Linked DNA regions of Mus musculus: region 1 is linked to region 2. Evidence: chromatin contacts called from ENCODE Hi-C or POLR2A ChIA-PET data. All regions are on one chromosome and are shown on one strand. The core of a region is the stretch at or near the end of the contact, and the rest is flanking DNA. Distances in the headings are between cores, read along the strand shown.

The links. A loop is a pair of places that touch in the nucleus more often than their neighbours do. ChIA-PET counts read pairs that join two places held with the same protein, here RNA polymerase II (POLR2A).
Region 1: POLR2A ChIA-PET joins it to region 2 with 15 read pairs in Patski. The contact joins two enhancer-like sites. A Hi-C loop is called at or near these places in 1 of 37 maps with a recorded cell type or tissue (v-Abl transformed pro-B cells). POLR2A ChIA-PET finds 5 or more read pairs at or near these places in 4 of 5 experiments (Patski and embryonic stem cell).

What each region holds. Positions count from the first base shown.
Region 1 is chrX:38,472,024-38,474,789 of GRCm38, forward strand. No RefSeq gene overlaps it. Among named protein-coding and RNA genes, the nearest start is that of Lamp2, 17 kb to the left of the region's middle. Within about 2 kb of position 1,253, at least 1 of the 3 ENCODE cell types and tissues checked has a DNase peak (open chromatin) inside an H3K27ac peak, as active enhancers do.
Region 2 is chrX:38,563,333-38,566,032 of GRCm38, forward strand. Cul4b (cullin 4B) reads right to left here. Exons shown (of 23, transcript NM_028288.5): 3 at 1,601-1,774; 4 at 331-876. Among named protein-coding and RNA genes, the nearest start is that of Cul4b, 12 kb to the right of the region's middle. Within about 2 kb of position 1,284, at least 1 of the 3 ENCODE cell types and tissues checked has a DNase peak (open chromatin) inside an H3K27ac peak, as active enhancers do.

The sequences.
Region 1 (2,766 bases), core at 3-2,502, 91 kb before region 2:
GTCTCTCCCTTTCTCCTCTTCTCCTTTTCTCTCTGCCCTTTCTCTGTCTTTTCCCCATCCCCTCCCATGGTGACTTCCCTGGGCTTGGTCCTTGGGCCCAATGAACTCAAGAACAGCTTCCCAATAAACCTGTATTTAATATAATCGAATCTGGTTTGAATTGGCTCAGGTCATTAGTGGAGAAATAACCTATCATCAAGGACTCCACCTCCAAGGGTTCCGACACTATCTTCTGGTACCCACGGCCACTTGCATTCATGTACACATACACATATATACATAATTTAAAAATTAAATTTTAAAAGTGAAAGTAAAAGTTTGCTTTCTAAGAAATTGATTTGTACAGAACGGTAAGGAGGAGAAGAAGGAAAAAAGTCTTGGCAATTATTTATAAAATCTCTTAAAAATTTCGAGGGCAGAGAGCAGTTATAACAGGCTGGCCTGGAATTCCAGGCACTTAATGTCCCTGCCTCTCCAGGCATCACAGGTGTCCACAACTAGACCTGATTTTATATTTTATCCTATCTTCTAATTCTTCCATTGGGTCTGTAGATACTATTCATCACAGTGACAGTATTTGATAGCTATATTTTAAGACCTTCCCAATAGCTAAAAGTAGCTTTTGTGTTCTCATTACAGGAAACAAGAATAATAGACCATGTATAGGTTCACTAGCTTGATTTTGACATTTCAAAAGAAAAGGTGTCATGGGGGCTGGAGAGATGGTGCTGATTAAAAGCACTTACTGACTGCTCTTCCAGAGGGCCCATGTTAGGTTCCCAGCACCCCTGTTCTTTGCCACAACCACCTGTAACTCCAACTCCAGGACAACTTGACCTCTCTAGCACTATACACATATTCATGTGGACAGTTGTACACATAGTTAAAATAATAAAAATATCTAAGTAGCAACATATCCAATATTGTGTACATTATAAACAACTGTAATAATCAATTTATATATTAGTAAGCATACATATTTGTATCCATTAACAAAAAGAGAAACAAGAACAATCTATAACAATCCAGAATTAAGGTAGAATAAGAAGAAAATGTGTGGTCGTTGCTTCCCTGGGAAATCAGCCACATGGTTATTTTAAAACACGTTATCATTTTGTGGGCTTGAAATAAATTGGGCTAGCTTAGTTTTTTGTTTTTGTTTGTTTGTTTGTTTGTTTTTTGAGATAGGGTTTCTCTGTGTAGCTCTGGCTGTCCTGGAATTCACTTTGTAGACCAGGCTGGCCTTGAGCCTGCCTCTGCTTCCCAAGTGCTGGGATTAAAGGCGTGTGCCACTGCGCCTGGCTGCTTAGTTTAAAAATAGTTGTGATTTCTTTTTTTTTCAGACAGGATCTCGCGGTATATCCTAGGCTGGACTCTCAACCGGTGATCCTAAACCTGAAGACGCAGTGACCACTCCCGGCTTTCAAGTCTCGACTTTTATTTTATTTTTTTTAATTTCCAAGTCATTTGTAGTTTGTGTCGAATAAGAAAGTTCCGTTTCAAATGTTCTAAAGTGGTAGCTAAGACCGTAAAAGAAAAAGGAGAAGGCGGTGATGACAAACCAAGAAATTAAAGGCGGCGGTTCAGGGAAATCGCTGAGTCAGGAGTCGGACAATCACGTGAATAGTTGGAAAAAAAAAAAAACCGAAACTTAGGCGGACCCAGCCTCCTGCCGCCTCCACCCCCTCTAGCCACTGTCACGGGCTGGGGAGCATAGAGTTCAGAGTATCCTTTGCTTTGTCCCGTGGGCGGGACCTAGGCTGAGGGTGGAGCACCTTAGGGCAGTGGGATGATTTTGGAAGCAGAGGGGCCCAGAATCTCCAGAGGCGGCGTTGGCTTTTTGTGTCCTCCGCGTTCCAGAGCCTTACGCTGCGCACGGAGGCCACGCCGCGCTGCCAAAAGTCAAAGCAACTTTGCTCATCCCGAAGGAACTATTGTACTTTTGAGCGAAAGACTCCCCGGCTCCGCTGCCTTGCAGGCATTCTTCCAGGAGCTTTCTCCCCCTGCAGGCCTGGGCTTTAAATGCAGTTTGTTTTTTTACCGTGGGATGCTGCTTTATTCTTTGCGTTGGCGCCAAGAGCAACATTCAAGCCCTATCAATTAATTATGGCCTTTTCGAGAAAAGGGGCTGTCCCTTAGGTCTACAGTTGGTGCTCCTGGCTTTACTGGCAGGCTGTGCTTTTGAAGTTTCTGCGTCCCTGCTCAGCCAGCATGCTATATACAAGCATGAGCATGCCAGGAAGCCCAGCTTTGGTTTGGGCTTAGCAAATAACTTACTTGGCTGCACAGAGACATCACCATCGTCTCCTGCACCTAATTTCCTTCAAAATTTACCAAACTGTACACTCAAAATATGTGTAATTTACATGTCAACAAAACTTGCTTCAAAAAGCACACTTCCAGGATTCACAAATCAGTGTCAGCCTAGCTTCTAAGTAACAAGTTAAAAAAATGGCTCTTTTAAAATCTATTATTCCTCACATTGGATAACTTGTCTGCTTTAAAATCTTGAGTTTCTATAGGTATAGGAACACAGTTCTTACTTGCAGAGTTTTTCATTAGCATATTCCATTCATATTTTGCTATTATAAAAACTGAAGTGGGAGCCGGGCATGGTGGTGCGTGCCTTTAATCCCAGCACTCGGGAGGCACAGGCAGGCAGATTTCTGAGTTCGAGGCCAGCCTGGTCTACAAACCAAAAAACAAAAACAAAAACAAAACAACAGGGTTGGAGAGATGGCTCAGTGGTTAAGAGCACTAACTGCT
Region 2 (2,700 bases), core at 34-2,533:
TCATTAGAAAACAAGTTTCTCACCAGTAAAATCTCTATCAACCATACTGTCAATGTGGGAAGGAACAGCAGATCAAATAGAACTAGAACGGGTGAGACAGACCTCAAAAACATTGGATGGAAACACTCAAAGAGTATGCTTCACAGGAAGGACACAAACACCTCGGGAAAGAACCCTCCACCAAAAACAGGACCTCCCTTCCACTCATTGATTACGCATAAAACATTAGGCAACCTCTATACTGTTCAATATATTAACATAAATAGCACACACGTGACTGCTCAAGTGTCAAATTCTTAGTAGGTGATTATGGATTTTGGCCTTGGTTACCTTTAAAGTTCTTGATCACTAACTTCTTAGCTGAGCCGGGCTTGCTGTTAGCAAAGCTAGAGACCGCGGTAGAAGATTTAGCCAGGCCGTTTGCATGGTGCACTGAAGCCACAGAAGAAATTAATATACTCTTAGTTTTAAGTTGTTGCTGCTGCTGCTGCTGTGAGGTTGCAGCAGTTGGCGAAGATGAGGAAGATGAGGAGGAAGATTCCTCAGCCATTTTCGTATCAATCCCTACAAACTCCAGGGTGTCTTCAAACCGCAGCTTCTTCTGTATAGGTACGTGGCTGGAAGTGGCCACTGGAACCCCAAGGCAGAAGGACGAGGTTGAAGGGGACGCCGAATCTCTGGGTTGTGGAGGGGTGGAAGAGGAAGAGGTGGAATCAAAGTCTTCTCTCTCGTTACTACTGTTACTGCTGCTACTGCTGCTGTTTAACTTTCTCTTCTTGGCAGAGGTGGGCGGAGTGGTGCTGGTATTACCATCAGTGGCAGATCTGACCTCCTGAGCAGCAGCAGAAGCAGCAGAGGGATTGGGGGAAGAAAAACCTGTTGGAAACATGAAAATAGCGGGGTCAACAGGCAGAGGAGCATCAAAAGCCTACGTTTATGTGCCTGCGTGCTTGTAGGAGAGGTGGCAATGCTGGAGGGGGAAGGGAAGGAAGAGGAGAAGCACAGAGGACGAGGAGGAAAGTGGGGGGGGGGGCACACCGGGGGAATGGGAGGGCTTGGGAAGGCGGATAGGCTGACACCGGCAGTGAACAGAACGGGGGGTGGGGGGGTGAAGGAGGCAGACAGGTAAACAGCCCTGCCGTCCCCCCTCCCCTGCTTTCGTCCCCTCTTCCCCACTTTCCGCAGGCGCGACTGGGGAGAGGGAGCCAGTGAAGCTTGCAGCTCCTCCTCCTTTTCTCCCTCTCTCAGGGAGGGGAGCTGCAGGGCTGGAGGGGGAGGGGGAGCGAGCCAAGGCTTGTTATTGTCAATAGCACAAGAGGCTAAAGATGGCGCCACTTCCGGTCACGCGGCGCCCGTGGAGAGGCGGCGTCACCCTCGCGGAGTGGGGGGTGGAGAGGAGGACCCGAGCGGCCTGGGAGGCGGGGGCGCCGACTCACCGTGGGGCGGCTGGAAGCGCCCGGAACGCTCACTCCGGGCAGCTCACTCGGGGTCCGGTTCCCGCACCCCTTCCCTGCCGGCACCCTCCCCACCGGGCTCCCTCACCGTCGGCCACCCGATCCTTAAGGGTCCCGCGGGGAGCTTCGCGCCACATCGCTCTTACCGGAAGTGCCTGGGCAGACACTTTTCATAGCTCCCAGATCCTGAAGCCCCCGGGTCCGCCGGACTTGAGGTGGGGGGGTTGGGGGAGGGAACACGGGGGGTAAAAGAGGTGGATAGGGAGGGCGGGGCGGACCTTGGCGACACCTTCGGCGCTCTTGATTGGAGGTTTCCGAACCTGCGGAGGGCGGGCAGATAGGGTTGGTTGGGGGGCGGGGGGGCGGGAGAAGAAGCGGGAAGCCTCCGGTGAGGCAGAGTAGGTGGTGCAGGCTAGGGGCGGGGTAAACTATCTGGGGAAAAGAAGAGGGTGGGAAGAAAAGTAAGGCGAAGGGAAACTTTACCAAGATGAAGGACTAAGGAGTTGCAAGGCCACGGGAAGAAGCTGAAGTAAGAGGAAACTTAAGCATGCCCCCTGCTAGAGAGGACTATCGCTATGATCAGGGAGCGGAGAGGGCTTAGCTAGGAGGAAAGTTTTTTACTCAGTGCAGCAACACAATCTCTCATTTTTCTCTGTAACACAACATCCCACAGGGCCCGCATTTTGATTGCCTCAATAAGAACAGCTGGACGGACATTCTGTTACCTTCCTACCGAGAGCATTTTCTAAGATTACTGGCAAGAGTAAAGGTACTTTCGAAGGCCATGTAGCCTCATCCAGCACAATTTCAGGGTTCACCCCTCCCACCCTATCAAATCAGTAATCTGTAAACCAAACAAAGCTCAGACTCACTTCATTTACCAACTCTCAGTTTAGATACACTATTGGCAAAAGTCTGTTTCCCTACCAGTGTGTTCCATGAGACCTCAAGTTTTAATTAAGATTGTTGATAAAAAAATAAATAAATAACTCGGAATTTAAATTACCAACGATAAACTCTGTAAAGTCTCGGATTTTTGTTTTGTTTTTTTTTACTTAACCCGCGGGACAGTTTTTAGACAGCACTGGCAAATACCTGTCATTCCGGTGCTCTGGAGGCTAAGGCTGGAGTATACCTAGTTTGAGGCCAGGCTGGGCCTGCACACACTCAAAAAGAACAAAAATAATTAATCTTAGGGCATTCTCAGAAGGAGAGACAAACTCAAAACTACAGTGCCAAGATACTG